2 separate regions of the Homo sapiens genome follow, and region 2 is linked to region 1. A link is a contact called in ENCODE Hi-C or POLR2A ChIA-PET data. All regions are on one chromosome and are shown on one strand. Each heading gives the region's core, a stretch centred on a gene start or an enhancer-like site at or near the end of the contact. The rest is flanking DNA. Distances are from core to core; before and after follow the strand shown.

Region 1 (4,620 bases), core at 423-2,922:
ACACAATGGAGTACTATTCAGCCATAAAAAAAGAATGAGATCCTATCATTTGCAAAAACATGGATGGAAGCGGAGATCGTTATGTTTAGTGAAATAAGCCAGGCACAGAAAGATAAATATTGCATGTTCTCAATTATTTGTGGTTATCTAAAAATCAAAACAACTGAACTCATGGACATAGAAAGTAGAAGGATGGTTACTTCTAGTGTAACCAAGGCTGGGAAGGGTAGTGGAGGGTGGGGATGCTTAATGGATACAAAAAAAACAGAATGAATAAGATCTAGTATTTGATCAAGCCACTGCACTCCAGCCTGGGCGACAAAGCGAGACTCCGTCTCAAAAAAAAAAAAAAAAAAAAAAAGATCTAGTATTTGACCGCACAACAGGGTGACTATAGTCAATATAATCTAATTGCACATTTTATTTATTTATTATTATTTTTTTTGAGACATAATCTCACTCTGTTACCCAGGCTAGAGTGCAGCGGCGTGATCTCGGCTCAATGCAACCTCCGCCTCCTGGGTTCAAGCGATTCTCCTGCCTCAGCTTCCCGAGTAGCTGAGATTACAGGTATGAGCCACCATGCCAGCCTAGTTTTCGTATGTTTAGTAGAGACGAAGTGTCCCCATGTTGGCCAGGCTGGTCTCAAATCCTTGACTTCAGGTGATCCGCCCGCCTTTGCCTCCCAAAGTGCTAGGATTACAGGCGTGAGTGAGCCACCGCGCCCGGCTGCACATTTAAAAATAATTCAAAGAGTATAATCATATTGTTTGTAACACAAAGGATAAATGCTTGAAGGGATGGAGACCCCCATTTTACATGTGATTATTACGAACTGCATGCCTGTATCAAAATCTCTCATATACGCCATAAATATATACACCTACTACGTACCCACAAAAATTAAAAAATTTTTAAAAATCTTAACAAATGTGATGCTGGTGGTAACTGTCACGCCCACAGAGGAGGTCTGTGAAAGCACCCAGGCACCCCCTCTCGCCCCGTGGAACCGCATCGCAAAGGTAGCTCACTGGCCCCGGGGCGGGTCCCTGGCCGACAAACCCGTAACTCACAGCAGTGACGCTTCCCGACGCCCCCCGGCCACATCCCCACAGGAACGCTACGGCGCACAGGGCATTACTGTGCCCCCACCACAACCACATAAAGAAAATGTGGGGGCTCGGTCCTCCAGTCACGCGGCGAGCAAGTGCAGCGCGGGACGCCCGAGCGCCGGGTCTAGGCGGGCTGCAGGTGCCGGCAAGTGCTGGGGCCGGGCCGCCGCGGAACCCACCTGTGCTGGGCCTCAGGCCTTGCGCCGCCCTCGGGCTGCCGTCGCCAACCCCCCCCAAACAGCTCGCCGCCACGCTCCCTCGCCGGGGCACCGCCCCCGGCACCCGCCCCGGAAGTAGTTGCGGGAGGGCGCGGAGCACGCCGGGAAGCTCGCGGGTCGGCACCGGGACAGCTCCCGGGCGCCGTGGAATGCACACGTCCCGCACCCGGACCTTCCGGTCAGCTTCCCGGCTCGCTGTCTGATGCCCGCGGTAGCCAATGAGCTAGTGGTGTTTGTCCTGCTCCGTCCCCGCCCTCCAGGGGAACCAATCCCATTGCAGGAGAGGCAGGACGCGCAAAGGCCCGAAAGAGGAGCTGGGCGGGGTGGGGGGAAGGCGGAGGCAGTCTAGTAATGTAAAGCTCCGCTGAGAGGGAGAGTGCTGAAGAAGGGGACAGCCTCTGTACCTGCGGCGCGGCCCGAGGGGCGGACGCGAGCGGAGTGACGCGCTGGAGGCTGTTTATAGCGCTGTCAGGACAGCGCGGGGAGTGGAGGCAGAGGCCTGAGGTGAGGGGCCTCGGGCCTGCTGCGCCTGCAGGGAGTTGAACAAAACGCGGGGAAATACGGGCTGGGGGTGGGTGAGAGGAGGAGCGATGGGCTTTCCACTTCCACAGCTTTAAAATTTAAAAGCTCGACCCGGGAGGCTGTTGGCGTCTGGTTGCCATAACAACCGGCAGCCTCGTGGCAGGCCGGCTGGGGGCGGGGCTCTGAGAACCGGGGCGGGGCTGTGGCGGGGCTAACAGGCTGCAGCTGAGAAACCCACCCCGAGACGGAGCCGGAAGGCCGTTATTCAGAGGCGGCTCCGAGCCTCCCCTTCGCCTTCTGGATGCTCTGAGCTCCTCAACTTGGCGTTCAGGGCCCTGCATTGTCTGGTCCGTTTTCACCGGAGAGTCCAGCAACTGACACTTTCTTCCCTTAAACCTGTTGGGCGGTTCATTCCTTTGAGCTACTGTACATGCTCTTCCTTCTGCCGGTAATGCCGTTCCCTCCCCTATTGTCTTGTCCGCCTGAAGGGTTTATCAGAGTCTCTGGAGGCCCTCTTCATCCCGACGATTCTGTTGCCCTAAGAAATACTGTGCCCTGAATTGCGGAACAGAGCTCTAGTTACAAAAAACACCCGCTGGCTGTGTGCACCAGATGCGTCCCCAACCCGCTGCTCCCAGTTCAGAGTGCACCAAGCACCTGCCCTATTCCCAGAAGTACAGAGGAAGCAAGCAGCCCCCAATTCACATCTCCTGCCGCTGCCCTGATTGGGGATGAACGGGCACTGACTGCAGGGCCAAAGCCACAGCGGCCTCTCGAGCTGCAGAGTTCTCCTGACACTGGCTCTAGAGGACCCTCACCCCCCAGCTCTCAAGCTCAAGCTCCCCAGCCCCCTGAATAACAGGACCATCTCCTTTAAGACTCTAAGATATAAATGCAGGGGCTGGTCAGAGTAGTGACTCCAAAAAAAAAAAAAAATCACTTAGTGACTCCAAACTGTCAGCCAGGCGCGATGGCACATGCCTGTAATCCCAGCACTTTGGGAGGCTGAGGCAAGAGGATCACTTGAGGCCAGGAGTTTGAGACCAGCCTGGGCAACAGGGAGACTCCATCTCTACAAAAAATAAAAATGTTAGCCAGATGTGGTGGTACACACCTGTAGTCCCAGTTATTCAGGAGGCTGAGGTGGGAGGATCACTTGAGCTCAGGAGGCCGAGGCTTCAGTGAGCTATCATTGTACCACTGCACTCTAGCCTGGGCGACAAAGCCAGACCCTGTCTCCAAAACAAAAAAGCAAGGTGTCTTCTGTTCCTTGGTAAAGGGCAGTAAAGGGTAGTAGGACTTGAAATTCCCCCTGATTCAGAGTCCACTGTTGCTATTTACTAAACACCCTGAGCCTATGAAATGAAGAGAATAGTTATGCTATATGGGGTATATATAAAATATACCTATATATCATTATATATCGTACATATGGCATTCTATATAACATGTACATATATCTACATAGGTATATTTATATCAATACATATATTTGTATATTATTATGTATATATCACTATATACATTATATACCTGCAGGCTCCACATGTGTGCATGAGTGGGAACACACACACACACGTACACACACAGTGCCTGGCACTAACAGGAGCTTGCATAACTAGAAGGAAACTGAGGCAGGTGGTGAGGCCTGCCAGCCTGTTTGGTCTCCTACAGCTGGTAGAGCAGCCCCTGCTCTCCTGACCTTCAGTGGCCCGGACCCTCTTCCATCACCCTGTGTACCCCACAGAGCTCCCCGGATTATGGTGCACTGAGAAGGCATCTGGAAGCCTGGGCCCTCATGGCATCCAACGATAAAGGCATGGCACCCTCGCTGGGCTCTCCCTGGGCCTCCCAGATGGGGCCCTGGGATGCCATCCTCAAGGCTGTCAAAGACCAGCTCCCGTCTCTGGACTCAGACTCCCCTTTGGTAAGCAAGAACTCTCTCCCTGGATGCCTTGTCCTTCCTACCAGAGCAGGCATGACGCTGGCCAGGACAGCTTTGGAGCACTTCTCTGAAGACTTTTCCTGCTGACCTGTGCAGTTTGTTGTCATTTTACTTTAAATCGCATGGCCAGACTCAAAGTTGTGTTTTCTGGGTGCCTATTTCCTTCTTTACTCTTTCTTCTGCCTTGATTGTCATCTCTGAGCATGGGTATTGGTGCTCAGCATCTTGGGAGACCCTTTCAGTGGAGTTTTTGGTGCTGACTTGGAACCCAGGTCAATTTGATGCAGAAGCTCTGTCCTTTCCATTCTGCTATTCTCCACTCTCTCGTGCCAGGACAGGGCCAGAACACCCACTGAGAATGCACAATTCCAGTGCATTGTGATAAGCCTTCGAGGGATTCTGCATTTGTGGTTTGGGGTCCCTGAAATGGCTCTCAAAGACGCTCAGACCAATAGCCCTAGGTGCAGGCATAAGACCCTGCTAAAGATGCTCCTGGCGGGGGCTGCTCAGTGCACAGGTTGGCACTGGGCGTTAAGAGACAGTATGAGGGTTTTAAAAGGAACGGGCAGGGTTTGGGTCCTACCTGGGCACCAGCAACAGAGCTTCAGGGACCTCAGACGTCATCCAGTGCATGACGAGGCTAAGGAGAACCTAAGGGGACCCCACGCCTCAGTGCTCAGGGTGTTTTCACACCTTCAGTCTCATTTGAGAGTATGAGCCCCAACCCCTTCAAGAAGACAAACTAAGCTGTGTAAGTGATGGCTCAGGGTCACAGGGGATGGGGAGGGCTGGACCCTGCTCTTTCAGCTACCACCTCACTGCC
Region 2 (4,971 bases), core at 761-3,260, 57 kb before region 1:
AGGCAGGAGGATCGCTTGAGCCCAAGAGTTCGAGACTAGCCTGGGCAACATGGCGAAACCCCATCTGTACAAAAAGTTAAAAGTTAGCCAGATGTGTTGGCTATAGTACCAGTGACTTGGAAGGCTGAGGCGGGAGGATCGGCTGAGCCTGGGAGGTTGAGGGTGCAGTGAGCTGTGATTGTGCCACCACTGCACCCCCGCCTGAGAGACAGGGGAAGACCCTGTTTCAAAAAAAAAAAAAAAAATTATAGCGAAGTGAAAACAAAGTATGCTGGGTAGAAAATTGACCAAGGAATTAAATTGGGTTTTCTAGAGCATTCCAGACATTTCCTCAGTGAAAAGCCGCTCGTAGGGCCCCGTTCTGAGTGTCTTCCAGTAGAGGGAACAACCTGAATGTTCTCAGGGTGAAAAAACGACCAGGTCAAAGTGCACATCCCACTGGTAGGCCCTTGCCCTGGATCCTGGGATCCCTGGCCTGGGTCCTGGCGGTGGGGCCGGAGCATAGTTGGGGATTTGCCTGCGCAGCTGCAGGACACATGCGCTTAGTAGGCCAGCAGACCTCCAAGCCGGGCGTGGGGCTGTGCGAGGATGCTGGTCTGTGCAGTCAGGCCATGGGGTCACTGGATGTGTCCAGATCCCAGGAGTAAGTGAAGAGGCTGCTGGGGCCTGGAGGGAGAGGCCGGCCGCCCAGCCTGTGGCAGATCCTGTAGCAGGGAGGGCCGGCCCAGGCTGTCTGTCGGCCTCTCCTGTCTGAAAGCCACAGAGTTGCGGGGGCAGGGACCAGGAAGTGGGGGCAGGGGTGGGCTGTCTAGGAAGGTTCTCTGTGCCTGCCCAGGAGGCAGGCAGTGTTGAGGACTGAGCCTCAGGGTGGCTGTGTGGCTGGAGATACAGCAGGGCTGCTTTCCAGGGAGGGTGCCCTGAACCGAGTCCAATTCTGGAATCTTCAGGTGTGTGGGGTCAGTGGGTCGGGGCCATCAGACTGGAGTTCAGAGCTCCCGTGTGGCTTTGAGCCTCAAGGACGTGGCGGTAGAGGGGCCCCTCACAGGCGCCCGAGGGCAGAGACTGCTGTTCTCAGTAGAAATTGACACAGAGGAGGCCTGAGGCCCTGTCCCTGGGCTGACGGCAGATGCATTGGTTTGTTGGAGGTGGCTGGTTTGGTGGTTTGGTGGTTCGGTTTCCTGGCCTGCACACGTCACTAAAGGTGTCTCAGGAACATTCTACAGCAGCCTGTGGGGCCCTTGTGTGAGCAGGACTGGCACTGTGGGATGACAGGGCATCCTAGGTCCTGGTTTATCTTCTCTGCTCCCAGTGGCTGCTGTCTGTGCCCCTCAGCTTCCCCAGCGTGATGTTTTTGCCTCAGTTTCCCCAGCGTGACTCCCCACTTCAGCTTCCTCAGCATGATGTCCTTGTCTCAGTTTCCACAGCATGACATCCCCACCTCAGCTTCCCCAGTGTGATGTCCCCGCCTGCCATCCTGTCCTGCAGCCAAGAGCTCCTCTGGGCTCAGCCAGGACTGCTGATTTGCAGTCACGTCCTGTCTCGGGTGCAGCCTGGAGCTTCAGGGGTGTGACGCTTTGGGGGTCATGGCCACCAGCCTCTTGGAAACACCCTCTGGAGCCCCGCCTTGGGCAGCACTGCATGGCCTTGCTGTGTTTCCTGCCCGGGGCCATTTCATTAATACTGTGTTTGCGGGAGTTCTGTCTCTCGTCTTTGGAGCGCCCCCTCCCTCTATTTCTGTACAGGGGAGCTGCTTCTTTCTTTCTTCCCCCATCTTTCCTGCCTATTAAATTCCTGCTCCTTAAAACTAAAAGAAAAAAAAAAGACCGTTGTGATCTGGAAGCGGGGTCACCCCAGGACCCCTATGGTGTGGGGGGGGTGTTGATCCCTGGGGCTGGGAGGGTCCCCTCGGGGCTGGGTGTGTCGCCTGGGCCTGATCTGAGCCCTCCTTCTGCCGCAGCTTTCCGGGCCCTCCTGCAGATCCGGGCGGTGCGGAAGAAGCCAGGAGCCCTGTCCCCCGTGTCCTTCAGCCCCGTCCTGGCCCAGAGCCTGGAGCATGATGAGCACTCTGTAAGTGCCGCCTCCTGCCTGCGGGATGGGCGGGAGAGGGGCATGAGTGCCTGGGCCAGGCGCAAGGCCCAGACGGTCCAGCCAGCAGCCCCGTGTTCTCTTCTGTCCAGTGGGCAGGCATGGCCCCCATGGATGGCTGTGAGGCATGAAGGGGGTGGCCAGGCTGGGCCCTGGGGTGCCGCTGCTGGGAACAGCGCTGCTGCCATCAGTACCAGAGCCTGCGACAAGGCTGAGCGCGGTCGAGGTCTCGGTGGAGCCAGGTGCTTTTTTTTTTTTTTTTTTCTTTTTGAGGCAGGGTCTCGGTCTGTCACCGAGGCTGGTGTGCACCCAAAGTGGTGCAATGTCAGCTCACTGCAGCCTCGACCTCCCGCCTCAAGCAATTCCCCCATTTCAGCCTCCCAAGACGCTGTGACCACGGGCGTGTACCACCACGCCGAGCTAATGTTTTGTATTTTTAGTAAGGTGGGGTTTCCCATGTTGCCCAGGCTGGTCTCGAACTCTTGGGCTCAAGTGCTAGTCCTGCCTCAGCCTCCCACAGTGCTGGGATTACAGGCCTGAGCCACCGCCTCCACCCCGTGGTTCTTAGTGAATGAGCCATGCTGTTTCCCCCATGCGCTGCTGTGCAAGGGGCACTGGTGACCCTCCTCCCACGCTCCAGGCCCACCAGGCGCCCTCAGTGGGGACCTTAAGGGCAGGCCCTGCTTCAGCAACACAAGGGAGGTGGAACCCTGGCTTCAAGGACCCAAAGACAGACAGAGACATGGAGAGAGATGCACAGAGAAACACAGAGACAGGGCGAGAGAGAGGTGGAGAGACACAGGGAGAGGCAGAGACAAATGTGGAGAGACACAGAGACAGGATGAGAGAGATGTGGAGAGACAAAGGGAGAGACAGAGAAAGATGTGGAGAGACATAGGGAGAGACTGATGGAGAGATAGGAAGAGACAGACAGATGTGGAGAGACGGAGAGACAGATGTGGAGAGACAGGGTGAGAGAGATGTGGAGAGACACAGGGAGAGACAGAGATGGGGATGGGTGGCAGGGGCTGTGGTGGGCAGGGAGCAGAATGGGGGAGTTGGACAGTGACTGGTTGGGCCCGGGTCTTAGGCCCCCTGCTCCCCACTGGCCACGCGCATTGTCAGATTGAGTGCCTTTCTTGGCTCTTAGCTGTGGCTGTTATGAGCCGTTGGTTCTTCCAGGCTCTGCTGCCTCTCTAAACAGAAAAGAGGAGCAGAGCCCTGAGGACTGGCGTTCACAGACAGCGCCTTTGCTCTAGAAGGCTCCTCCCAAGCCCCCTTGATCAGGGCCTTGACCTGGGCCCTATGGGCCTCCCTGGCAGCAGGTGCAATGTTTCTGAAATGGGGTCAATGTTTAAAAGTCTGGAATTTCCCTTAAAACCCAGATTTTGGGTTTGTCTTTTAAAATCTGACATGGTCTTGATGCTAGAGGAGAAACATGGCTTGGGGGTCCCTGTCAACCCAGGCCCTCTAGGCCCCTACCATCGTGGGGCTCCTGGCACCACGCTCTCCAGCACTTTTGATGTTGGCTTTGATTCGGAAACGCTGCGTGTGCTCAGGTTTTTGGTGGAGAGAGAAGCAGCCCCTGAGGGATTTGCCTCTGAGAGGGTTTCACCTAGGGAGTGATCGATGCTCAGGCGTGGCTAGGTTTATTGTCCCTTGTTTTTGCCCCTCCCTGTTTGTGTTCTGGTGGCTGAGGATCCAGTAGGTCCCTCCATGTTTGTCCCTCTTATGCTGAGTGAGCTGGGCGGCCGGGGTCCGAGGTGTGACCAGGCAGCTCTGACCTCCACATGCCCCAGAAGGGCTGGCACCCAGCCAGGGAGCCGCCGTCCTCTCTGCATGGAGCAAAAGCAAACGCTCCTCCTCACCTGCCAGGTTCCTGTTGGAGCCCCTTCCACGTAGTGACAGAAAGAGCCACCGTGGGTGTTCTCTCCAGCGAGTGCCTAAAGATGATGGTGGGGTGGGTGGGTCTGGGGCTGACTCTTCTCCCCAGCCCTCTTGAGGGGTTCATGGTTGGTGATAAGTGAGCGGCGGTGCCTGGGCACCGGCTGGCTGGGGGACTTTGACCAGTGTGGCTTCAGGATCTCCACCCTGCACCCAGCCTGCATTAGGCAGCGTTCAGCTGCCCTCACGTCCACCTTGGCCAAATCTGTTGCCCCAGGTGACCCAGACTGCGGGGGGACAGGCAATGGGGATGAGATTGGGCTCCACAGCCTCCCCACTGCAGCAGCACAGCTCCCGGGAGCTGCCGAGACGCACACATGGCCCACCCAGACCCGAGTCAACCCTCACTTAGGACAGTCCCGAGATTCACGTCCCCCGGAAGCTTGTGAAGTTCTGCGCCACGGTGTGGCAAGAGGACAGCCAGTCAGACCTGTCCAGCCCACTCCAGGGCCGCGTGGGGGTGGTAGTTGTAAAACATATGATTTTTATCTTGACAGTGTCCCTTTAAAAAATCAAAGCCGCACCCCGCCTCCCTGGCCAGCAAGAAACCTAAAAGGGAAACAGTAAGTGTCTGGTCCTCCGGCTACGTTTTTTTGCCCCCGCCCTCATTTTTAAACCCACGACAAGTAGGGGAGATCGTTTCCGCCCCAGGCTAGTGTCTGATTCATATAACCCGTCAGCTCCACTTGCCCAGTCCCGGCCTCCCTGCCCAGGGAGTTTGTGGAACCGGAAAAGCTCTCGGTCCGTGGGCGAAACGCCAGGTGCGCTGGCCCCGCCGCCCTCCCCTCAGCTTTGCCTCCGCCCCGCGTGGCCCCCGTGCCGTTTCCCTTTTTTTTCTTGCTGGCAGTGGAATGGACGTTGCAGGCGGAACTAACGTCGCTGCTGCGTTTTGCAATCGCGCCCCGCGCATGCTTCTTGGCCCCGTGTCCCGCTCCTTTACCC

Evidence for each region. Hi-C counts contacts between places; a loop is a spot of excess contacts on that map. ChIA-PET counts read pairs that join two places held with the same protein, here RNA polymerase II (POLR2A). Pooled maps may share reads with other maps.
Region 2: a pooled map shows a loop between it and region 1 (5-fold over the local background). The contact joins the enhancer-like site here to the promoter of DNAAF8 in region 1. A Hi-C loop is called at or near these places in 2 of 168 maps with a recorded cell type or tissue (CD4-positive, alpha-beta memory T cell and naive thymus-derived CD4-positive, alpha-beta T cell) and 11 of 50 pooled maps. POLR2A ChIA-PET finds 5 or more read pairs at or near these places in 19 of 52 experiments (CD4-positive, alpha-beta T cell, CD4-positive, alpha-beta memory T cell, CD8-positive, alpha-beta T cell and 14 more).

The regions. Positions count from the first base shown.
Region 1 is chr16:4,732,865-4,737,484 of GRCh38, forward strand. DNAAF8 (dynein axonemal assembly factor 8) reads left to right here and starts at 1,673. Exons shown (of 10, transcript NM_139170.3): 1 at 1,673-1,834; 2 at 3,600-3,779. The coding sequence starts at 3,651. It overlaps ANKS3 (ankyrin repeat and sterile alpha motif domain containing 3), which reads right to left and starts at 1,407. Exons shown (of 18, transcript NM_133450.4): 1 at 1,074-1,407. RefSeq lists silencers at 1,193-1,252, 1,303-1,532.
Region 2 is chr16:4,675,506-4,680,476 of GRCh38, forward strand. It overlaps MGRN1 (mahogunin ring finger 1), which reads left to right. Exons shown (of 17, transcript NM_015246.4): 11 at 1,958-2,067; 12 at 4,527-4,592. Among named protein-coding and RNA genes, the nearest start is that of MIR6769A, 6.7 kb to the left of the region's middle. RefSeq lists an enhancer at 736-1,358. Within about 2 kb of position 2,011, at least 12 of the 41 ENCODE cell types and tissues checked have a DNase peak (open chromatin) inside an H3K27ac peak, as active enhancers do; they include CD4-positive, alpha-beta T cell and CD8-positive, alpha-beta T cell, where a contact is called at or near this core.